Regions from separate parts of the Homo sapiens genome. Here region 1 is linked to region 2. The links are chromatin loops, found by intact Hi-C in ENCODE. Cell type or tissue: mammary epithelial cell. All regions are shown on one strand. Links, peaks and the distances in the headings refer to the core of each region. The heading gives the core; the rest is flanking DNA. Region 1 has its middle 210 kb from the start of HAPLN1. Region 2 overlaps EDIL3 (EGF like repeats and discoidin domains 3).

Region 1 (13,123 bases), core at 1,662-9,661, 330 kb before region 2:
TCAAAAGGCAGTTGCTAAAATGTCCAATGGGGGAATAAGCATGTTTCACATGCTATTGCATGTTATCCTCACAGCAAACTTAAAATGAATGTGATATTATTATTATTCCCATTTATCATAGAATATAATTGAGGCACAGATATGAAGATATGATAAAGATTCTCTTCCCAGTGTCACAGAATTAATAAAGGTAGACAGTATTGAAATGCACTTTTGTTTTTCACTTTACAATAGAAAAAAATGTAGAGAAAAGAGAAGATAGAGAGACAAGGAAGAACCCAGGTGGGGATAGTGTCTGTGGGTTTCCCAGAGAGGCTGGTTTCCAAGAATATTACTGCTTCTGAGAGTGAAGGAAAGCAAAACTGTAATGGTGGGGATCAAGTGGAGCTGGTGAACATGGCTGGGAGCCCTCATCAACTCAAGTCCCTCTACCCCGAGTAAGGGGCCCTTGATGTGTCTGAGGGATGAAGGAAACCCATCCTAGGTTAGATTTAGAAGACCACTGTGGGGCATGAGAAGGGAGCTGGCCAAAAAAAAAAAAAAGGCAAAAAGACTACTGAACAACACTGGACGAGGAGTCCATAAGGAATTGCAGATGAAGAATTTGTCACGGCAGCTTCTGCATAGCACTGTGACTTTCCTCTGAGGTGACATCAGTCCAGATACAGGCCTTGAAGAGGTAAGTTTTGGGACTGGTTTAAGGGTAGAGATTTGCAGGATCAGGGTGCTGGAAGCATGTAGTGAAATACAGGGAGAGGGCTATTTATTCAATCATACGATAAATATTTTTATCTCCTACATTCCAGGCTCTCAATAACTATTTGCTTGAGGAGTCAAGGGTGCTGATGAGGTAGTTTCCAAGTTTGCTGGGATGAATTCCTTTCCTCTAGAGAATGAAGGTCTGAATGGGAGCGACAAGCAGTTATATGAGTGTAAGGATGGGCGGGATCCTGACTTATAGGAGACTGTGGTTAGAGAGTGGGGTATAAAGTTTAAAATATCAATGATGCAATATATCTTGATGGTGACAAGGTCTTGAAAAGGGTATAGCTATCTTCAATGCAGTGAACGATGTGATAGACATGAGGAAGTCAAAGAACTGTAACAGCAGACATTATATTTGGCCAATCCTTCTGTTCCTTCAATTTGCTTGACACAAAGACTTTCAGGGTCGACTTTTAATCATGAGTAGCCTGCTTCCAGATGAAAAAAGTGAGGAAGGGGATTCTATAGTCATAGAAAGCAGCTTCATTAGAGGATCAAAATAGAAAAACCCTTTGAGCCAAACTGTCTCAATTATTGCCTTAAAAACAGTGGAAACAGAAAGCATTTATCACAAGAGAAGTTTTGCTCTATCCTAGGTAGAAGTCTCTCTCGATGGCAGCTTCTCAATATATTCACTAATAGTAGATTTTTGAATGAGATCAATCTGTGTTTACAATCACAAAATAATTCATTCAACTATGAATTTGAGCACATTGCTTATAAAATGTACACCCAGGCTTTGAATAGTTATGTGAAGTGTATAACACTTTTGGTATAACTGTGTTCTACATTCTTCTTTTCATGCACACATAGAGGTGAAAAGAACTCTTGATTTGTAGCCAAATAATATTAGCAGTGAACATGCATGTACATGCCTAATTTAGATCTTGGGAATCATCAGACAGCTGGACGAAGGTTATGCTTTTCCCTCTGTCCATTAAAGAATATGAATAAATGGTTTTATGGCTTCATAATTCAGAGTGCATTATATCAGTCAGCCTGAAAAATAAAAATGTTGGTAACAATTCGGCTACAGTTACTCTATAGAGGGAAGTCTCCCCAAGGCAACAATGTATGAAGCTCCTGCTACTAATTACCACCTGTGTTCAACATGCTCATCACGCAAGCCTGAGCCCGATGTGCCACTTTGAGCTCAGGAGGGCACTGTGATACTGAGCAAAGGGAAGCAGCAACTGAGTTCACAGTGACCAGAATAGAGCATGAGTTTATATCGTATCACAAAAGAGGATTGCCTGAAGTGGCTGTTCTGAGGCTGCTGCTGCTCAATGGAGCAATTTAGTAAAGTAGGCAGAATCCATGCTTTTGGCAATACTTACCTCTATGCTGGACATGCCAGCTTCTGGACCTTTCTGATGTATGGCCAACAACATGATCTTCCTCTTCTCTGTTTCTACCATCCCTGCTTTAATCATATCATCAGCACACATCCAGCCTGCTAGATATTCTTCTAACTGACCTCCTCCTTCTCTCCAGACACTCTAATCATTTTTTAAAAGTATGTATCTAAAAACACTGAACTTATTCTTTTGTAAAGCAGAGAATGCTAGCTGTTTCCTAATATCTATCTTCTCCTCCTTTGATGTAACAAACACTTAAGCTGAAGAATACATTTCCCTGCTTGCTTTGTAGCTAGGTGTGACCATGTGACTAAACTTTGTCCAAGGGGCTATGTAAAGAATTGGTGGGTGCAAGTTCTGGCTCATGGACTTGAAAACAAAAGCACTATTTCATCCTCTGCCCTGTTCTCCTTTAGTGCTGGCTAGAATGCCGATGTGATGGTGGGGGGCTGCATCAACCATCTGAGATACCTGCTTAAGGTGGCAGAGCAACAAGGTGGAAGGGGCCTGGGACTCCAGCAATGGGATGCTGCCCTAACAGCTCTGGATTACTTATCCTTGGATTGCTGTGAGGGAGAGGAATAAATTTTCACATTGTTTAAGACACTATTACTTTGGCCTTTATTTTAACAGTAAGTAAAGGCAATATATTCTGAGGTACCTTGGTTAAAGGTCTTCATTGGCTCCCCATTGCTTAAAGATAAGTCCATGCCCCAAATGAGGGCATTTAAGTTTCTTCCAAATCCAGGTTCAGTTCACCTTTTCAGCATAATTCTCTGCCAATAGCCTAGTCCTGATGGCACCACATCTGTGCTGCTTTCCTGGACTCTGCAATTTTTTCCTGGCAGACTGAATTTTTTCTTCCTCAGTGCTTCCAGAGCAGTGTGTGTGTGTGTGTGTGTGTGTGTGTGTGTGTGTGTGTGTGTGTGACTTGCATTTCCTTATAATTGCTTATAGTATAATTTGAGTTTATCTCCCTCTCTAGAGATTATTCCACTGCATCTTATTCACCAGAAGTAGACTCCACCCTAGCCCTCTACCCCTAGTTTTGTCACAGGTGGAGTGAACAGTGGATTAGCAAAATGGACAAAAAACTGAGGAATGTGTTTTTCTTAAGGAGTGGAACTCTGAATGAAATTGAGTAAAGAGGAATGGAATGAAGGTTTGGAGGCATGTTGCATCATTTTTAATTAAAATGGCTTTGGTGATGAGGTGGGGGTGCTGAGGGAGGCCAGGAAATCAAACAACATGTGGCAGATGCCTTTGGTTACTGGATTCAAGCTGGAAAAACAGTCCTTGACAGGCTGCAGTCATTATTGTGTATTTCTAGAACTTTGAAAGATAAGGAGGAAATCTGCAGACAAGCTCCATAGGGAAGAAAGGACTTGGGCTGGTGGAGTCCCTGAGAACAGGCATGTCTGGCTTCACTGCATGTGGAGATGTCCTCCAGTGTATCCGACATTGACAGCTGCCCTTTGACATGCAGCTTCCTGCCGTCTCTGACTGGCGCAGGTCCACTTGATGCCCAGTGCAAGATATCACAGCCAATGTGTTTAGTTTAATCTGCTTTATATACTGCCCAGCACTTCACCTTAAGCAAAAGATATCCTCAGTAGTCAACATTTGTGAATGAAGAATGTACCTGTCTTAGCATTTTAAGTTTCTATTGAAAAATTCTCCTTTGCTTACATACATATCCCAAACATCTAAGCCTTATGAGAAAGGTCTCTGGAATAGAGTCTTATGAATTCTAGTTATATGAAAGCAGGAGACAAGGGAAAAATTGTACCTATCTAAAGTTACAAACTGATTTCGAAAATAAACTTTGACATGAAACCAATGATACAATTTTTGTTCTTGTCCTTTTCTTTTTAAACTTCTGAATAAGCTTAGCACGGTATAGAAGGCAGAATTTTTCATGAATGAATTGAAGCTTGTCACATAAACATAGTGACTAAGAATGAGTTCAAGGCCAGATTGTGTGGGCACAGGGCCTTGTTCCATTCTATTATAATAGTATACTTAAACATGCTGCACTTCAGTTTCCTCATATGCAACATGGAGACAATATTACTGTCTACCACATAGCCCTCCTGTCAGAATTAAATGAGATAAAGATATGAGGGCTTCCTTCAGTGTTGCTGAAAGTACAATAAATATTAAAGCTACGCATTTTTATTTTATGTAACATTCATTTGTCTATTAACACTCCCTTTCTTTGACTTCTTACACAGTCTGAGACAATGAACTGTTTCAAGGATCATATCATATCACAGGGATTGGTGACCTTATAAAAAGAGAATGTCAAGCATCCCATATCGTCTTTTGTGGTAAGATAGTATGTGACTTGGGAGAATGCAAGTGCGGGTCTAAGTAATGACTCCAGATGTGGTTTAGAAAAATAGTTTCTATTATGTTGGTTTTTGTGAAGGTGTGGACAGGACTGGCATATGGTGGAATTTTGTAGGTAGGTTTTTTTAGGTGGCTAGTGGATAAAATCATGAATGTGGTGTGTGGGGGTGGGGAAAGGAATCTTAAAATTAACCCAGACGGCATTTTTTGGCACAAATCTTTATGTTGGCCACCCCTGAGACAGTGTAAGGGTTTGAAATGGACTTATGCCCAAATTCTTTATGGCATAATTTAAAAGATTTTAAGTAAAATGTGCTGCCACAATGAACACACACTGCTTTATGAATGGCCTGATTATTGCTGTGGTTCCGCATAGCTAGAACAGACTGGTCTAAACCAGACAAATTCATGCAGAGTCATGAAGTTGTACTTTAAATCTATTCCTCACTTCCAAATCCACTTTCAACTACATTAATGTGTAGATATTGCAATGAAATATACTGGGTTGTGCACCTTTTAAACAACTCTATGCGTGTCACTATTTAATGTGGAGCATGAAAGAATCTCTGATTACCAGGCTTCAATGTGCTCTTCCAGCCTGTGTGGCTCTGACTGCAGGAAATAGCAGCTCAATCTTTGAAGCAAAGACTTTTCCTTTGCCTCTGAGAGTAAATAGCCTGAGAAAGAGAAAGCTTCCTCACTCCAAGGAAGTCTAGATAAATGTGTGATAGGAAGGGAGAGGGCTGTCTGTTGTGTCTGTCAGAATGACACCTGAAGGAAGGCAGCTGGCTCCTGTGGAGTGATAAGGCGAAGGTTACTGAGGCAAAGATAAAAAGCTCACTTGGTCAAAATACATCACAAACGGAAAGATCTCCAACAGGAATTTTTAGCGTTGCACCCCAAGTCTTTCTCTGAACAAAATGACAATCTGTTCTGATTTTTTGAGGGAATATAAGAAGCATACTCCGCTAAGTGGAACAAGGGCAGAAAACACACACACACACACACACACACACACACTCCTGAGAAGCTGGTTTCACTAGCTGTAGGTGGCCGACTCCTTCTCTAATGGAACACTTTAAGAGAATAAGTCATTTCAAAGAAGCAGGATAGACAAGAGAGGATTTTATTGCTTGAAACGGGAATTTTATTGCTCCAGACACAAGCATTGTTGTTGTTGGTGGTGGTATTGGAAGTCCTGGAGCTCCAGGAATAAAACAACTAGATGCATAGGGCCATGGAAAATCTCACTAACTCAATTCTGTGGTTGATGTTTTTCAAACATCTTAAAATCCTTACCTGCTTTTGACAAACAGGCACTTTTCCTTACTGTGAGATATCTCCTTTCCCTTCACAGTTACCGCCCAACTCCATCCCAATGTTGCCTCCACAGTGATTTTATGAGGTATTATTTTCTACTGTATATATTCCCTGAAAATTTAGTTTCCCCTACCTGCAAAATACAGTCATATTATCACAGTGACCAGGTTCTTTTCATACTGTAGAACACTCCTTAGGTCCACACATATGGGATTACCTCTCTAGCACTCCTCTGCACCTCCGTGTACTTTCCCAACCATTATTTATTTATTTATTTATTTTTTAAGACTTACATGCTTCTTGATAATTGCTTTTCCTAAAAGTTATCTGACAAAATATGTGGTGTAATAAGCAGGTCTTAAAGGGAGACAATTATTACTTCCATCTTTGAAAGAATAAAAAAAAACATTCTCTCTTGCTAGCTTTTTTGAGATGCCATTTTAACCTCTATATTTTTTCCATTCCTTCCAGCAGCAATCCATAGTGTAGCAGGAATTCCTGAAGAGGCTACTGTTTGACCATTGCCAATTCAGATCTGTCTTAATGAGCAAGGCCACCAGGGGGAGCTCCTTGAGTGAGCGTCTGCGGGATCTCAGGAAAAAGGCAAGGCAAAACATGAAGAGGGTAGTGTATTTGCAAGACTGACATTCCCTGCCTTCAGGGGCCACAAAGACCACCTTCCCCGCTGGGCAGCTTACTGGGTAGGAAAAGAAACGCCCCACTAGAAAGAAGGAAATTGTTAGTGTTTAAAAGGAGATGGACAGGAAGCAATGCTTGACTGTTGGATGGCCAGGGGTGGTGGTGGTAAGGAGTTGATTACAGCATAGTGGGCATTCTGGTAATTTCTAGGCCTAGATTTTAGGAATCCATTAAAAGTCAGGGAGCTCCAGGAATAAAACAACTAGATGCATAGGGCCATGGAAACATGAAAACATGGATGAGAGCAGATAGCTTTATGAGGAATGGGGTAGTGGATCAGTACCAGGTGGTGGTCTACTGATGGAGTAAGTAACAGAAGTGAACGAGGGAAAAGGGGTATTTCTGTTGGCACAAGTGGAGTTTGTTAGAGCAGAGTGCATGAGCAGCTACAATGATACCAATGTAAAAGACTAGATCATTCGTTTTCGAAATGATGGAGGAAATGGTAAATGTCACAAGATGGAAGAAAAGGAAAAATGCATAGATGAATTTTTCCACAGACTTTTTTGAGCTAGAAAGAAGGAATTTGAAGAGACTAGAAGTTCCAGGAATTCTGCTCATAGTGCGTGAGTCAGATTTACTGTTCTGATACCATATTAAAATCCTATCATCTAGGATGACTTGGGAAAGACTATGCTGAATATTTTGTTTGTACGTACCAATCAAACAATATCTATACTTCCTGTCACAAAGACAGGGTATTTAGACCTTTAAATATGATATGATAACTTTCGATTTCCAGCATGTCTATTAATAATAATTTTCCCCCATATAAGCTATATTTTATTTGGTAAAACAAAAATGAGAAAGAACCAGAGCAAACTAGAAGGGCTAGCATTTTTCTCCCCCAGTTTGTGGGAGAGAATTCCATCTTAAATGCCACATTTATCTGTAGCTCAACTGTAGTAACACTGGCTGCAATCTCTCAGAAAGACAGTGAACCATTCCATCAAGCTAAGCAATAGTCTTCCACATAGTGGAGTGACTGGCAGACACATCAATGATGGCTCTAGCTGAAAGTTATGGTTGGCACAGCTCTGGCACTGCAAACGTTAGGAAGATGCCACCACAATAAACCTTCCATGGCCCCATGAATGAAGCTGCAGTAGTCTGCCCCTGGAACAGCTGGCTTAAAAGAGTTCTGTGTGCAATAGGCTTTTCTAGACCTGCAGACTGAAGTAAAAGCTGTGTGCAATTAAAAAAATATTTTAAATGTTGTGTTTGTATTTTGACACCAATGTTGGGGACACTAGGATAGTTGAGGCACATTACTGACTCCTTTCCAGCATGCTTTCTGAACTGAAAAGGGAGTGAATTCAGAGACTTGTGGCTTTAGGTGAGTTAGACCCTTACAAGTATGTTTGATTTTTCTTTCTTTCTTTTTTTTTTTTTTGCCTAACAAGCTATTTCTGAATTCATGAGTAAAAAAGTTCAGGATCAAAAATGAGCTGAAGGAAGATGAGAATGAGAAAGGAGAGACAGAAAGACAAAAAGAAATAGACAACGAACAGGCAAAGAGAGGGAGAGACACGGTATCCAAAGGAAAATTTATAGATATGCTTTCAAATGTCAAAATATTTCTTACCTCTTTTAGTTTATTATACTTTATTTAGCAATACCTATCACATTAAATTATAACTATACAAATGACAATCCTTTGAGTATCTATGATTAACTTTTCATGTGTTTTTTTCTGCAGAATACAATTACTAAGAATTCTTATATATCTATTTTGAACTATTTAATTTTACATGTAGTTATACAATTACTCCCAATTTCATTTAAGACCCTCAAATAAAGAAACAACAATATATGTTGTGTGTTGTGTCACAATTCATTGTGCTTTGATGAATGATTGTGAGTGCTTTACCATTTGCATATTACTCAGCTCCTTCATTTTATTGATAGGAAAATAAGCTCAGAGAGGGTTAAGTTTTGTTTATGAATTTGGCTCAATTATATATTAATTATTAGCTCATGTGTTCATTCTCCACAGACCTTCATATCTTTCATTGCAGTCTTCTCCCAATTCTTTAATTTCAAGTTAAGACAGAAAAGCTGGAGTCTAGGTGTCACACGGAAGTATTTTGGGGACAACCCCTGCTGAATGAGTTACATTTCCTATACTTGGCGCTAGCCAAGGTCATCTGAGCTTGGGAGGAAAGGTGTAGGGGAGGGGAAGAACAGCTCTTTTGCATTTGTACAGGGTCTACACTCACCTGGTTCTCCCTTTGGTGCTGTGGGGGATATCAATCAAGACAGGAAGGGACCTGTGGCCTGCTGTCAGTCCAGAATCATGGGAGTTGGTAGCCTCACAGATGTGCTTATGCTGTAGTGTCTTGGATTCCCTACAGTGAAAGTGGCTGAGGCAGGGTGCAGAGAGTGTCTGAGGATAGCTCCACATCTTCCTCCCTACGGAGAATCTCATGATATTTGATTGTTTCTTCATTCATTCACTCATTCATTCATTCATTCTACAAGTATCTGTAGAGAATAGATGTCTGAGTAGGACTAAGAATCGGCAGTGCATGAAAGCCCTCATGGACTGTACTCTAGTGAATCTTCCCAGACATCCAAAGAAGCGCTCACTGCCAGGTAAAGTAGAGGTGGTGGTAAAGGATGGTAGCTTCTGATGGCATGATGGAACAGCAAGTTGCCAGATGGAGAAAAATCCTCAACATGGATGGCAACAGAGAGGTCATTGATAGGATAGGTTGTGTCTGTATATCTCACCAGATGCCAGATAAGAGGAAGTGAGTGCCTCCTGTCCCACTAACTCACATCGCCTTCTATGTGTCCTAACGCTTAGACTAACCCCAGGATGAAAGAATGGCAGGGGGCAATGAATGAATTTGAGGAGAAACTAGTAAATTTGTAAAATAACTTGGAAATTACTAAAGTAACTGAATTTCTTTTGGAAATGACTCAATTACTTTTTTGTGTTTGTGTGTGTGTGTGGAGTATTAGGTGAAATATAAAGAAAGTAACAATCCTGTGTGGTTTTGTTTTGGTGTGTTTTTTTTGTGTGTGAATATATTCCTGCCACAGTGACAAAAACAAAAATAAAAAATATATCAAATAACCCTGAAGTGTGGTGAACACCTCTTGTGAGTATCAGGGGCAGGTATAGGTTTTATATATATATATATATATATGTATATATACTTTTCAGGTCTAGAATATCTATATGTCAGGTCTAGTATGTATATATTTTCATAGGAGAAATTTTCCAGAGGAAAAACTACTCGTAAGCTGGAGAGAAGATTTGAACCCAGAAGATCTGTCTGATTTCCAAACTTGAGATTTATCTTTTGGAGGAGAAAGCAAAACAAAATCTAGTTTTATTAACTGATAATATTAACGATACCAATCCTTTGCACACATGGGCACTCTGGGTGTGTCAATTTAAAGAAAGTATACCTGAAAAATGAAAGAATGTGCTTCTTGCCAACAGATGCTGCACAATCTTATAGGGTGTCTAGTGCACTCCCTTGGGATAGACTGGGAGAGTTAGGTTTGCAAATAGAATTTACAATTTTAAAACACCTAATTTAGGTCTATGCTAATAATTTAAAGTTTCTGTATTTGTATTTTTTTTAATAATGTCAATGTTTGAGCTTGTGAATAACTTTTTTTTTTTTTTTTTGAGACAGAGTCTTGCTCTGTCACCCAGGCTGGAGTGCCATGGTGCAATCTCGGCTCACTGCAACCTCCACCTCCTGGGTTCAAGCGATTCTCCTGTCTCAGCCTCCCAAGTAGCTGGAACTACAGGCATCCACCACCATGCCCCACTAATTTTTGTATTTTTACTAGAGGCAAGGTTTCACCATGTTGGCCAGGCTGGTCTCAAACTCCTGACCTCAGGTGATCCACCCACTTTGGCCTCCCAAAGTGTTGGCATTACAGGTGTGAGCCACCGTGCCAGGCCTGGCTTTTTCTTTAGAAACAAAATCTGTAGCACAGGTAAGACTATAACTCTCAAATGGATCATTATTTTTGTTAAAAGTTAGCTCATAATACTGAATCCACTTCATTGGAATGAATGTCTTCTGATAAATGTTCTTGACACTACAGTAAATTCCAGCTGAGCCACAGTTATTGTTTTAGGGCTTGAAATGTGATATAGGCCAATTACATTTTTATTTAGGCAGTGCTGTATAAATTCTGAAAGATGATATGCCAATGAAAAAAATATGACTTGTATAGGGAAACTATTGCTCTTATTTCCATGTGGTGGTGAGAGTCAATATACATAAACCAGAAGATAACCAGTTAAGAGATATGTGTTTTTAATATGTTAATGTTTTTACTTTTTTTCTCTTGAGAATATACATCAATGACTCTCATTTCCCATTAATTTGTAGAAGTGTCCTAATGAGAATAGTGGAATCCTCTATCAATTCAAGTTTTCAGAAACACAACACTGCCTTTCAATCCATTTTCTTTTCAGTAATATGCTATTGAGACCATAAACTATAAGACAAATGTACAATTATTCAGTTTTACTTGCATTCTTCAATAAATTCTTGATATAAAAATTACAAATAATGTTCTTTGAATGAAAAAGTAACTCAAATATTTTGCAGATAGCATTACAAAGTAAATCTTGGCAGAGTCAACATGTTACCACTTCAAAACATTTTCAAGAGCCTGTACCATGCTTTCTCTAGCAGCTGCCCTACCCACTGCTAGCTCCAAGGCTGCACATCAGAGTCCAGGCTCTGAGACAGCAATGAGCTCAGAGCTCTGCCAGCACAAGAGCCAGCTCCAGGCATGAGAACCTGTTGGATATGCACTGACTTGGTTGTTCTGCTTGGGGGCATTGGTTGAGGATTCCTGCTCCAAGATAACCTACTAGATGCAGCCAGGAGGAACATCTCCCATATTATGTAAAGAGACCTAATCTGTGACTCACTGGCATCCATGAAAGGGATGCGAAGAATGGAAACAATATGGAAAACATATTTCAGGATATCATCCATGAGAACGTCTCCAACCTAGCTAAAGAAGCCAACATTCAAATTTGGGAAATGCAGAGAACCCACACAAAATACTTCACAAGAATATCTTCCCCAAGACAGATAATTATCAGATTATCCAAAGTCAAAATGAAAGAAAATGTGTTAAAAGACTCAGTGGTATGCTGTCTTCAAGAGACCCATCTCACATGCCATGACACCCCTAGGCTCAAAATAAAGGGCTAGAGAAACATCTACCAAGCAAACGGAAAACAGAAAAAAAAGCAGGGGTTGTAATTCTAATTTCAGACGAAATGGACTTTAAACCAAAAAAGATCAAAAAAGACAAGGAAGGGCATTACATAATGGTAAAGGGTTCAATACAACAAGAAGACCTGTCTTAAATATATGTGTGCTGAACATAGGATCACACAGATTTATTGATATGGTTTGGCTGTGTCCCCACCCAAATCTCATCTTGAATTGTAGTTCCCATAATCCCCATGTGTTGTGGGAGGGATCCAGTGGGAGGTAATTCAATCATGGTGTGGGTTTTTCCCATGCTATTGTGATAGTGAATAAGATTCATGGGATCTGATGGTTTTATAAAAGGCATTTCCTCTGCACACACTCTGTTGCCTGCCACCATGTAAGACGTGCCTTTGCTCCTCCTTTGCCTTCCGCCATGATCATGAGGCCTCCCCACCCATGTGGAACTGTGAGTCCGTTAAACCTCCTTTTATTTATAAATTACCCGGTCTTGGGTATGTCCTTATAGCAACATGAGAATGGACTAATACATTTGTAAAGCAAGTTATTAGAGACCTTCAAAGAGACTCAGTCTCCCACACAATTATAGTGGGAGACTTCAACACCCCATGGACAGTATTAGATAGATTATCAAGGTGGAAAATTAACAAAGATATTCAGAACCTGAAATTAACACTGAACCAAATGGACCTGATAGATATCTACAGAACTCTCCACCCTAAAACAATAGAATATAGGTTCTTCTCATTGCCACATGGCACATACTCTAAAATAAACCACACAATTGGACATAAAACAATCCTCAGCAAATGCAAAAGAACTGAAATAATACCAAACATTAAAATAGTATTCAAGACTAAGAAAATTACTCAAAACCATACAATTACCTGAAAATTAAACAACCTGCTCCTGAATGACTTTTGGGTAAATAATGAAATTAAGGCAGTTATATAAAGTCATCAACGCAATAAAAGAGCTTTTTCATCTGTTAGGGGGAAACTGGCATCAGCTCCTGCCTAAAATTCTACCATCATTATTAGCAAATTTTCTGAGTGTAGGCTGAATGTCAGTTTGGTTATCTGGATACCCAACTCCACATAAATTTATTGAATGAATGAAGAAGATCCTAGAATTTTTGTTTTCTTTTTTATCTGATATAGGATTCAGCTGATACATTCTTACAATAACTAGTCTAGCCACTTTTGTAGGAATAAGAGTGAGAAAGAGAGGGCTTTCATACTCATTTCAAATGTAATGTGTAATCCTTAGCACAACCAGTGGAGAAGAGATGAGAGCAAAAGTTGGAAGTATTACTTTTATGCTTAAGGTTTAACTAAGATAGGAAATTTGCAGGCTATGTTAAATGCATTGCATGACTGTCAAATACCCATAGTCTCCCAT
Region 2 (13,123 bases), core at 3,113-11,112:
ACCTTTTTTTTTAATCTCCTGGTTATTCTACACACTATTTTCTCTGTCTGGAATAGGTTTTGTTGTTTGTTGTAGTTTTTAGTCTGCAATAGATTGAAATTATTTTTTAGATTTATGTCTAGATGTTACTTTTTCAGGTTGGCATGCATTCCTTTACACTTAGCTTAAAGCAAGACATCTGCTTTATATTTTTATGGCTCCAGGTACTTGTATCACAACACATAACAACATATCTTTCTATCTATCTATCTATCTATCTATCTATCTATCTATCTATCTATCTATCTATCATCTATTTTTCTATCTATTATCTATCTCCATCTTTCTGTCTGTATGTATGTCTGTCTGTCTATCTATTTGTCTCATCATCTAAACAGCAACTTGTTTATCATTGCCCCTCCACCATTCAAGTAACTATTACTTAGTAAACACTCAATAAATATTTGTTTGAAAATAAATGAAAACTAAGATTTTATTTGTTTAAAAAAAGTCACTTATTTTTTCCCTTTGATTACGTTAATATACTATGTATTTGAGTTGTAAAAGTTTATACTTTTTACTAGTTTAATGGATTACTCTGATAACACACATAGGATAGTTATGCCACAGAACTTGTACAATTTAAAAATTCTCAAGATTTCCATTTATGAACTGTATAATATATACTGATAGGCTGGGAGAGGTGGCTCATGCCTGTAATCCCAGCACTTTGGGAGCCAAGGTGGGTGGATCACCTGAGGTCAGGAGTTGGAGACCAGTCTGGCCATATATATATATGGAAAGAGATAATAGAACATTTATATATATATAGAGAGAGAGATAATAGAAAATTTCTGCATGAAATGAATGTGTCATAATATAGCTCCCAATTACACAGTGCCATCCAGGAATGTGAGTGAGTAATTGGGAAGCAATTTGCGGCTTAGCCACATGGTGGTCTGTCCACAAATCCTCTGGAGAGGGAGGCAGCATTCAGTGCACATCTGTGCAAACACTGGTTAATCTGGGTAATGCCTTCGAATTCAAGAATTTAAAACAAGGGCTTTTTCTTTGCTTTGTTTGAAGAGAAGTTTTCCTACTGCCATTTTCAGATATCAGAAGTGAATCTTAATAACTCTAAGAGGCTGAGCACATTGAGTTGTGTAGGTGTGTGATAGCTGTGTGTGGGGATACAGAGAGGCAGAGAGAGAGAGAGAATGAGAATGCAGTATACAGAAATATCAAAAAATGTCCAGAGAAAAGCAATGTTGTCTAGTGAAGGAAGTTCACAAATCTGAGAAAGTCAATTCTGCCAAACTATCCTACGTAACACAGGAATGCAAGTGATGTGAGTATTGATTGCAAATGTGTTAAGTGTTTTGTGCTTATCTGACATTATATGCTTTGTGAGGGAAGAATAAAAGTACAAAACTGGATGAGGATCGCTTGAAATAAATATCAACAACCTGAAACAAAGCTACTGCAAAGTAGTAAGGTTTGAGGTAAAATCATGAAATGTTTTTCTCTAAGCATGCATTTGAAATTCTCCTTTCCAGATGAACTGCAATGAAAAGAGTATGTGTCTGACTGTAGAATAAACAGGATAAACATAATTTTAAAAACTGGGATCAAAAAACAACTTTTTCTAAGCAAATATAAATGAGATTATTTTCTTTCCTTTGGAAATTAAAAATATAAAGATTCAGAATTTCATAATATATATGGCTCAAAATTCATATGGTCTGAAATGGATAGAAGAAACCTTAGACACATCTCTATCTTTGTGGTAACTAATATGTAAGGAAAAATACAGACTAGTGACAGCTCAAATATTTTTTGTCTTTTAAGATATTACCTCAAAATACCCACATGTGTTTTTTGTTTGTTTGTTTTTTAAATTCCAATACACTCTGTTTCCTGCATTGGTGCTAGATAACAACAGGAGAACAATAACAAAAAAGCCTTGGCCAAGCCATTTATTTTTATTTTTATTTATATATTTATTTATTTGAGATGGAGTCTCTCTCTGTCACCTAGGCTGGAATGCAGTGGCACAATCTCAGCTCATTGCAACCTCTGCCTCCTGGGTTCAAGTGATTCTCCTGCCTCAGCCTCCCTAGTAGCTGGGACTACAGGAACCTGTTATTGTGCCCGGTTAATTTTTGTATATTTGGTAGAGACAGGGTTTCACTATGTTGGCCAGGCTGGTCTCAAACTCCTGACTTCGTGATCCGCCCACCTCGGCCTTCCAAAGTGCTGGGATTACCGACCAGCGTGAGCCACCACGCCCGGCCTTTTTTTTTTTTTCGAAACAAAAACGCAGGATGGTCTTTAGTAATCTAATGTTTGAAATATTTGATCCCAATATTAGTTTTAAAAATATGAAAAGACCCAAGGTAAGCTAGATATTAAAGGCATTACTACCAAGTATTACTATGCAATCAATATTTAGTACACCTTTCATATGCAAGAAAATATGAAGCTAAGAAAAAGCAGTAGAAAGGCAATAGGGTAATGTTTCTGTCATAAATAGGTATTGAACTTGAAAACTGTGCTTGATTTCTCATTATTTTCTGATCCTTTATAAAAATTACGTCATAATATAGGAAAGTTGTATTCAAGAAACTGTCAACACTTTAAGACTTTAGGAAAGTTTTTTCCTAGTATTTTAATGTTAGAACACCAGCACATGAAAATAGAATTGGTGTAACTAATATCCTATACTAAATGATCAAACAAATACAAACTAAATACATTTCTTCCAAAAACTCCTAAATACAGCCCAGAGAAGAATAGGGTTGTATGAAATGTATAATTAAAAAATATAGCTTAAAATAATACAGTATAACTATCCAATTTCTGAATATCAGAGATGTATACTAATATGTAATAATGAATCTGAGTAGAATTTAATTCTATAAGCGTTTAATTTCCCAAAGTCACACTGAACTAGGTGGGATATGGCAGCGTGCTTAGTTTTTAAAGTGTTGCTGCCCATAGTATCAGTCTTCAGATAAAATGTTGAATGTTGGATTAATATTTAAAAGTATAGCCCAAAAGTATACAAGTATTTACTTTAAAATTCGGCTGGCCGGGCGCGGTCGCTCACGCCTGTAATCCCAACACTTTGGGAGGCCGAGGTGGGTGGATCACGAGCTCAGGAAATCGAGATCATCCTGGCTAACACAGTGAAACCCCGTCTGTACTAAAAATACAAAAAGAAATTAGCCGGGCGTGGCGGCAGGCGCCTGTAGTCCCAGCTTCTCCGGAGGCTGAGGCAGGAGAACGGTGTGAACCCGGGGTGCGGAGCTTGCAGCGAGCTGAGATCGTGCCAGTGCACCCCAGCCTGTGCGACAAAGTGAGACTCCGTCTCAAAAAAAAAAAAAAAAAAAAAAAAATTCTGCTAAGATACTGATTTCTTAATCATTTACCTACATTTGTTTCTCTGATTCCAGATTTGGATCTTTCAAATAGTGCCAAAAATATTATATACTATTATACAACTCGAAGGCACTGCCAATTTGGGGTTGTTGGGCTTAAAATACAACACTAAAATTTTACTCTATTCATACATTTCTACTAGGGGTATTTATGACTCTAATTTTCTTCAGATATACAGACTTTCCTGAGGATATGATTCTCACATTAAACTCTGAAACTCAAATGTACATATTTGAAGCCTGGGTCAAAGTGGTTACAACAGTTTTATTTCGATGGCACTGTGTCAAACCTCCTAAAATATCAGTGAGTTAATAAAAGCATTAAAAGAGAATTATCTTTGAAGATGAATTAAATGAACAAAGTACCTTTCAGCAATAATAAACTTCTTTAGATAACATATATTCATAATGCAATATAAAAAATAAGGAAAATTCATTAAAAAAATAAAGCACACTACAATCCAGTAACTAATGGCCAAAGATGGTAAATTAATGGTTTTATTTAATTATTCTTTCTTTCATTCAACCAATAGTTACTGGATTTTTACTATGCATAAGGTAATTAAGTTAGGTGCACTGGGTACAATGATGGGTAATTCAGACTGATCCCTGGACGCTATTACTTTTCTTTTTCAAAACTATTTCCCCAAAGCCATTGAAGTGTCCTGTTTCTCTAAGGTTTATGCAGGTTGACAAAACATGTTTGGTTTCCTATAATGAACAGATATATTCCATCTTGTACTCTTCGTGGTACTAATGCGAAAAATATAAATTTTTTTCAAACTTACCTGTGCTATTAACTTTGAAAATTATTTCTCTCTTTAGTTAGAGAGAAAATCTCTGCACAAGTTTACATGGTGTTAAATTATTTTAAAGTACAGCTATTTCCTTAATGGGGACCTATGTGGAAATTACAGAAGTTACTCTAAATCCATAAGTATACATATTTCGCAGATTTTTTAAAAAACTATTTGAATGTAACCAATGACACATTAATTTTTGCAGAGCAAATTTTTTAGAAAACTTTGAAGAGCACTGCATCTGGAATATCCTCTTCTTTATATGCTTAGAAATATAAAATATATTTATCACCTAAGAAAAGTAATGATTAGAACAGCTACAAAATGCTGATGGATATTCGAAGTCCCTAAAAACATCCTGTTTTATTTACAGTGATAATTTAACTTGAATAAATTGACTTTGGAGTTATGTATTTTATTTGAGAATAAAATGTTAAATTTATATTAATATTAGAAATATAAGAAATGTTATATTTATGTATTATTTGTAATGTCTTTAAATTTAGTGTTAATTACTAAAAATATTTTAAAACTTAAAGAACACAATTAATATAATTTCAATATAAACTGGAAATGATACAACTGAGAATCCTACACAAAAGTAAACTAATTAGCAACATATAGCAATTTTACAACTAATCTCCATAATGCACCACAGCCAAACTGCCATTTATTCATGGAAATAAAAAGATAACTACTGAAATACTTAAATTTTGCACTTACCAACCTCCACAACACTAGAACAGTTGGGGTCTGTGAAGCCATCTGGACACTCACAGGAAAAGGAACCATCAGCCAATCCTGGCAAACAGATACCTCCATTTTCACATGGATTGGGATCACAAATATCACCTAAGGCATAAAAAAAAACCGAAATTGACATTTTTTTTTTGTCTTGGACATTGAAACATACTAGTTTACTTTGCTATGGATGTTCCCTTGGCAAAGTCAAAAGTCAGGGTAATATTAAGATTCACACATAAGATCTGCAAGACTCATTTCAAACCATGTACTCAAAAAAAAATACTATGTAACATGGCAAAAATTAAACTGCATAATTCAAACACTGCCTCTGAAAGCTATTGGTTCAGTTTGGAGTTCCTTCATAATATGTAAAGAGAATGTTGTCTAATTGGTTAATAAATATTAACCTAAATATCTGTAATAGACTAGTGTCATTAATTACTCTAATAAATACCTTCTTTATATCCACACAGTTTACTCTTTAACTCTTTAAAGGACAGGAGTTTATTTCTGGATCCCTAGAATCTGGGCTTGTCCATGTGACTTGCTTTGGCCAGTAGGTCGTTAACAGACTTGAAGACAACAGAGATTTGAAAAGCACTTGAAGACATCTACTTCCTCTCTTGGAGTGCTGAGATCGTCATGTGAATGAATTCAGGCTAGCTTGCTTGAGATGAGTGAAAGAAATGTGGAAGGATAAGAAAGAAACTGCTACAGAGAAATAACTTATGACATAACAGAAACCCCACAATACGTGGCCTTGGCTGTGGCAATGGGTGGCAGATAGTATCTGGAAAAGCAGTCATGGCCATGAAAAGCTAGAAAAATGGCTACCCATTTTATGTAGTGTGTAACAATTGATAAAGCTGTCATCTGAGGTAACTGGGGAGGTAGAACATGTATGCGATGAACTTTTCATATGAGTAAGGAGATTTCCGGGCAGACTGTTAAAGCATCAGTTGGCTCTTACTGCCTGCATATGATAAGGTGCTACAATAAAGAGATGAGCTAAATAAAGAACCAGTCCATTTGAAAGTAAAGGGAAGTAGTATACAAGGACCAGGACTTGTGTTAGAAAACACAATTGTTTCTAAACTCCCAACTCTCAAAGTGGTAAATTATCGAATGCCAGAAAGACATGGCCCAACATAAATATCAATCATGGATGTGGCTACAAACCTCCCTGTGAAAACATTTCAAATAATTCAGGTGGAGCCTGAAAGATCTTCTCAGCTAAATAAAAGGGCTTCTAGAGACCTTAAGGATTGTCCCTGAGAAGGCTGACACACCCAAAGTAGCACTGATTAAGTCTGGAGTAAAAAGCAGGCTTCAGACAGAATCATGGGTGTGGCTTTATTGCACACAGGATTTGAATCAGATGCACAAAAACCCATACAGTTTTAAAGGGAGCTTTGTAGGTGAAACTGCCACCTCCTGGACTCAATGAGTAAGGGACTTTTCAAAATAAAAAAGCATCTGGGCACCAACTTCCTACTAGTTTGTATTTCTTAGTTATGTTATTCTCTGTAAGGTTTTTCACATGAGAATTATTTAAACTCTTTTCCAGATGAAGCACTTTAAAAATATTTGAAAAATGAAAATTCAGGTTATGATTTCTGTCAAATATAAACCAAGTCATTAGCCACACTAAGATGATAGATTAAAACAGTACCTAAGTGCTGGAGCAGACCTTAGAAAAGAGAGTCATAAAATGAATGAATTAATGTTTGGGGAATACCAAAGAATTTAGCGTGGCTGGACCATGGAGTATTTAATCTGGAATGGCTAAGAAAGTATAAATATGTTAGATCAGGGAGGATTAAAAAGTGCCATTGTAATTTTTAAGATAAGGAATCAATGAGAGAGTGTCTAACATTTTTAACATGTATTTTAAAGTTTGGACATGGTCAGATCTAAATTAAGAAGACAATCCTGGCAGCATTTTGAATGGGGTGATTGATGACTGATAAAGATACTTCAGTAGACTTGCTATCATTTATATACTTATCATCTAACTATCTATCTATCTATCTATCTATCTATCATCTATCTATCTATCCATTTATCCATCCACACATATAGCTAGCTAGCTATCCTTCCATTTGTCTATCAATTTGTCTATCTGTCCTTCTAGTCCTTGAGTACCTATTGCATGGTAGGCAGGCACTGAGGTAAGTGCTGTATATACCAAACTAAATAACAGACTATGGAGCTTAGTGGGAGAGATAAAAATGCAGGAACAATTACAATTATACTACACAGTAGTAACACCTGCAACTGGTATACATGATCCAAACTGTGGGACCAGTGGAGACTTTTAAGGAGACTCAGTGCTATCAGGTGATGAAGAGGAGAGAGCGTATGCTTAATATTCCAGGCAAAGGGAATAACACACTTAAAGGAAAAAGGTCATGTCTCATTCCAGGAACTTCAGGTAGGCCACTGTAGCTAGAATATAAATACGTATTAGAAATAGAAAATGATGAGGTCCAAAAGGTAGGAAGGCCATATGAATCAAGGTCTTGTATGCTGTGCCAAAAATTTTGGAGTTTATCTTCAAGCACTGGAAAATTATAAAAGAACTTGAAATATGGGAAAGTGTATCACCACATTTGTGCTTTGGAAGAATCACTAAGGCAGCAATGTGTTGAATCAGATGGAGGAGGTTGGGCCGAGGGAAAAAGGAAAATGCATTTATTGTTTGAAGTAGTCTCAAAAAAAATGATGAAGATTCTCTTGACCCTTCATAGAGGTGGCTACAGACAGGGAAATCAAAAGAGGCATCATTTAATATCAAATCTAGTTAATAAATACTAGGTAATGAAACCAGAATAAAAGTTCCCCCAAATCAAGACCCACCCACCTATGTGGAGTAATCAGTGTAAGGACACAGTCTCATATTTACATATTTACCTAAAAATAAGAACCCTTCTTTCAGATCCCACTCTGTCCTATAACCAAGTTCTTGCATCAGATAGTAACTGAGGTAGGCCTACAGTCCTGATATACCCAGGGCCAAAGGAGGTTCTTTCAATTATCCCATCATTATGGAGAGTGCCTTAAGAATCCTTTCTGGTGCCTTAAGAAACCTTCCATGGCCCCTCTGCTGCCCTCTCTAGATGATAATGCTAAATCGAGTCAATTTTCTACCAGGCATGTGGGCCAGTCATATCATGTTTCTGTGGTCAAAATGAGACAGGACTATCTGCTCAAGTCTCATTATATCTTAGAGATGCCAACTGTTGTTTAACTGACATGTTTTTCTCTCTTCTCCTTGTAATTTTTGTTCTTCTTTTTTGCTTATGGAAACACATTTCTAATACACTCGAAATTTTCATCTTATTTCCATCATTAGCATACTATCTTTTGAAAGGGAGAAAACAGGTAATAGATTTGAGAAACATGTACAAGGTAGAATCAAGATGATATTTTGACCAAATTGATCCAGGGGTTGAGGAAGAGCAAAAAATTTGGGTTGATTTCCAGAGCTCCTGCCTGGATGATTGAGTAGCCATCCTTTATAAGGAAATATAGTAGATTCAGTTTTAAAGGGATTATTGTATTTGAAAAGTCTGTAGAAGATCTAAAATGAAAATGTCCGATTAAGCTATTATATAAGTAGATGTAGAATTAAAGAGCCTCTGCTTAAACATGACTTGTTAAGTATGAAGGTTAATACTATATTTCACTGAGTCTATTAAGGGAGGGCAGGGGAAGGGAGTGGAGGGGATGAGAGCAAAGAGAAACGAAGAGAGGAGAGGTCCTTAGGCATACCAACAAATAAGTGAGGAAAAGATATAAGATTCTTCATAAAAGAAAGAAGTTAATGCTTGGCCCATTGTAGCCCGGTATAAATGTTCAGTTTATTAAACTGTGGTCTACCATGTCAAAGTCTTTCTGAAATTAATAAGGGCCCCACATGCAACTGTGTTGGGTGGACAGTGGCAATAGAAACCAAAGTTTTGATCTTGGACAAAGTAGAGGATAAACAACAAACATAATTAGGGTTATTATAGATTTTGTTTAAAATCTGTTTCTCTATACATAATCATTAGTAGCATGCTTTAATCAGATGGGTTCTCCAAGAAGGAGATGCTAAGATGAAGTTAAGAGCGTAACAAGTTTATTGAGAAGTAATGTCTGCGAATGACAAAATGAGGAGGAAGCAGAAATGAGCAGGAAAAGCTTCAACTTGCGATATAGGTATGACACCAATAAAAATAAATGAAAGACATGAGGGTGGGGATGGTCGGGACAGGATTGACCAGGGAGAGCCTCAGTCTATAATGCAGATTTGAGAAAGTCTTAGTCAATCACACAGGGAGCTCCAGAGCAAAGATTATTGTTGGAAGGAATTCCCCTAGGTCAGGAATGACAGGCACTAGGGCAATCCAGGTAGAGTGAGGGCCTAAGGCTCAAGTAGGGTCCTGAAAGTTCTGCAGGAGGCTGTCAGCTAACTACATACTTGTAGCTGGACAGCACATTCTTTCTTAAAGAAGGATTAGAGCCGTGCACCTCCACGGGGACCCACAAACCCCTCTCACTCTCAAAACTGTCCTGATTTGAATGAGTTATACGGTTACTTAGGTCAAAACCATCATATCTCAGCCTATTTCCTTTATACGGCCATAATCTCAGTGGTTAGTACAGATGTGGGTTGATACCTTAAGTGAAAACAAACTCTCTCGGCTAGAATTTCACATCTAATTAAAATACACGGTAGGGATTTCTGATCCTCTGTAATGTCAGTTTATCCAAGGCAGTAGCACCTCAGGTAAGAAATTCTGACTAAAATGCAATAGGTTCCTAGACTTTAAATCAATAATTGTTTTCTGTTTGTTTCCCAGTGGATATGTTCGTAGAGTCTTTTTTTTTTTTTTTTTTTTTTGAGACAGAGTCTCGCTCTGTGCAGTGGCGCGATCTCAGCTCACTGCCAGCTCTGTCTCCCAGGTTCACGCTATTCTCCTGTCTCAGCCTCCAGAGTGGCTGGGACTACAGTCGCCCGCCACCATGCCCAGCTAATTTTCTGTATTTTTAGTAGAGACAGGGTTTCACCATGTTAGCCAGGATGGTCTCGATCTCCTGACCTCATGATCTGCCTGCCTTGCCCTCCCAAAGTACTGAGATTACAGGCGTGAGCCACCACACCTGGTCTGGTAAAGTCTTTTAAAACTGCAATGACAACCAGTAGAAGAGGTTAGGCTAAGGAAAGGAAAACAGGGCAATATAAGATTTCATGGTTATTTATCCTACTGTCAGCAGGCTCCTAAAATATACTTCTGCATATTGTAATGTGTGTAGCATTATACTTTGATGTTTCTTGGCCGGCTGGCCTCACCTGCTTAGATTAGGACAGATGTGTTTAATTTGATTCTAACCATGTTTTATGGTTCCATCTGCAGTTTATGGCAGATTCAGGCAAATTAAGCTCATGCCGATTTGCTTTTTGGCAACAGAATAAAGCAATTATTTTTCCCAGGGGCAAGAAATCATTGCAGGCTAAATTTAACTTACTGTTTGCCTGCTCTTTCCACCCACTCTCCAGAGTTCTGATCGGACTGCATGATTCTGCATGAAATCAACATTGTCTTCATTCTTCTCACTGACCTCCTACTTGTTGCCAGTCACCTCATGTTCAAGGTGATTTAGGCACTATCTTATTTTACTTCATTACCCATTTGCAATCCATGACCTTTTAACCTCAACAGCAAAGTGTGTGAGCACCTATAAAATACTACTTGGTATTGCAGAAGACAATGGTTAAAAAAAACCGAAAAGCCTAAAATAGGTACCTTTATGATTGTGGTTGTGCATTTTCTGTGAGCTTAGTATATAATTATACAACTTCTCATGCCATACAAAGAAGAAAATTCTATGTTGGTACTACTGAGAATCAGGTAGAAAGGACAGCTGATTTTGTTCACTGATAATTAAACTCTTGGATAGTTTGTGTTCAGGTTTCTTTATATGTTAGTGTTTGTCTCCAGTACACATATCAGAGAATTACTGAATCATTAATCACATATTCATATGCCACAAATAAATAAGGTAGCACTCACTGTAATAAAAGCCATGAGAGGAGGGAGAAACAGGCTGATGAGAAAAACAGCAAATAAAACTGGTTATTTATGACAGACAGTGAAGCAAGGCCTTCACAAGAGCTGCAAACTGAAGAATGAACTAGAATCAGTGGTGTTAAAGCCTAACGAAGAGCATTCTAGGCACAGGGAACAGGAAGTGGTCAGCCCTCATGATAGGTAAGACAGAGATGATTTCAGGAACAGAAAGGAAGACAGGGGAAAAACTCTCAATAAGTGTTTATTGCCAGCAACACATTTTTAATAGAAACTGATTGATAATTTAAAGCCCAACATTTGATCCTCTGTGTTCCTGGTAATCAAGGGCAATTCTACTAAGCTTACTCTTTATATGCAGTAAACATCTACTGAACATATACTATTGTATTAATATTTACAGGCTAATGTACTTATGAATTTACATGTTGAACTCTTTCTTACATATTAATGTATTTACATAGTACTGTTAATGTATTTATGTATTGACAGTTATATAAATATCCTAATAATTTATTTAGATGAATGCATGCTTCTCCATTTTCTCTGCTCTTTTCAAAGTGCTGGCAGCCACCTAGAATATGTCTGCACCATCATCCCTGCCCTCTCTCCATTTCTGTAAAGAAATTTGTATACAGATATAGAAGTAAAAGCAAAAAAGTAGTAATATATCACCACAGAATGTTACCTCACTAACACAAGACATTATTAAATTTCTTCAATATCTCAACAAACTAAATGTGAAGAACATTGCAATACATACTTACATATGGAAAAGTAAAATGCAGAGACAATTTAAATTCATGTTTTGCATCTGTGACAATGCAGCTCTGTGCATTACAACCTCATCTTCAATCTATTGCTTTCTTGTTGAACTGTACTATCATTTCACTTAAAAACTGAAAGAAAATAAAGGTTTTGCCTTCTATTGTAGAAGCGAGAGTTTTGAACCAATCTATAGACAGAATATTTGACAAAATGAGCCAACTCTAGTACACAAGTGAGTAATAATTCTAGTTAAAATTAGATAAAGTTCATGAGAATTTGCATACTCAAATTGGTAAAACTCACAGAAAATGTTAGCACCCTTATGACTTACTACCTGTGAAATTGTGTGGAACAAAATAAATGTCATTTTTAAAAATCAACAATAGCCTCACAATTTGCTTTTGTGCCTCTTTAGAGACCATTTGTGTTGAATATTGATATTTCACTTGTTGAACATTCTAATGAGTTTGATGCATAGGTTTTGATTTAAAGCTTTTTCTCACAATTAAAGCTTATGAGTGTGGCCAATTTAAATTTCAAATAAATTTGTTAAGAAGGTGCAATCTGATTCTTACCTTCATATGTACTTTAAAAGTAAATTCTAGTTATTATTGCAGACCACCTTGCAATTTGGAAGTATACAGAAGGAAATAAGATACAAATGTCAATAGGAATAATTATATCTTCATTGATAGAATCTGCTATTTTACTGGTAAATCATTAGACATCCTTGCAATAAAAGACCATCCATTTCTCCACCTCAGTGTCCACAGAATCCAAAAATAACCACAGAAGACAAAAATCAAATAAATGAACAAAGAAACCTCTTAGACTTAGACTCACTCAAAACCACATTAATGCTAATTTAAAGCAGGACATCTCTTAGATGTTATCCAGTGGTTTGCCTCACTATTTTTAAGACATTTTTCTTTTTAGCTAGGTTTTCAAATGCTAAGGGTATATTGGGCTGAAGAAAATAAGGAGAAAATCTGCTGTTCAGTGTTGACTATTTGAATTTCACAGCTGATGACATAAGGCTTCAATCAAGGTCTACTGGATAAAAAGACAAAAATGTTTTGGGCTCTAACATTTTGAAAAACAAAATCTTTTTGCATATGTTTTAGTTTAAAACACTCTGGAAAGTCCCTTAAAAGAACCTACAGTTTCTAGAATTGAAAAGGACATTCGAAATGAACTAATCCAGTGGTTCTCAGACTTTACTGCATATTAAAATCACAGGGCCGGGGGAGGCTTTTCAAATATCTCATGCCCAGTCCAGTTAAATCAGAATCTCTGGGGATGGTTCCCAGCCCTCCAC

What was found. Hi-C counts contacts between places; a loop is a spot of excess contacts. Peaks named below come from ENCODE experiments on the same cell type or tissue, not always from the same donor. Only the 100,000 strongest peaks of a DNase experiment are listed, where the experiment ranks them.
Region 1: a loop joins it to region 2, with 21 times the contacts of the local background. A loop is called at or near these places in 15 of 110 quality-filtered maps.

Annotation. Positions count from the first base shown.
Region 1 is chr5:83,920,973-83,934,095 of GRCh38, forward strand. No RefSeq gene overlaps it. Among named protein-coding and RNA genes, the nearest start is that of HAPLN1, 210 kb to the left of the region's middle. RefSeq lists an enhancer at 6,260-6,761. In mammary epithelial cell, for the core only: a CTCF peak has its summit at 6,355 (motif pointing right); DNase peaks (open chromatin) are centred at 4,479 and 4,839; H3K27ac peaks cover 2,259 bases.
Region 2 is chr5:84,249,142-84,262,264 of GRCh38, forward strand. It overlaps EDIL3 (EGF like repeats and discoidin domains 3), which reads right to left. Exons shown (of 11, transcript NM_005711.5): 2 at 4,943-5,071. Among named protein-coding and RNA genes, the nearest start is that of EDIL3-DT, 130 kb to the right of the region's middle. In mammary epithelial cell, for the core only: a CTCF peak has its summit at 6,383 (motif pointing left); no DNase peak of the experiment used is centred there.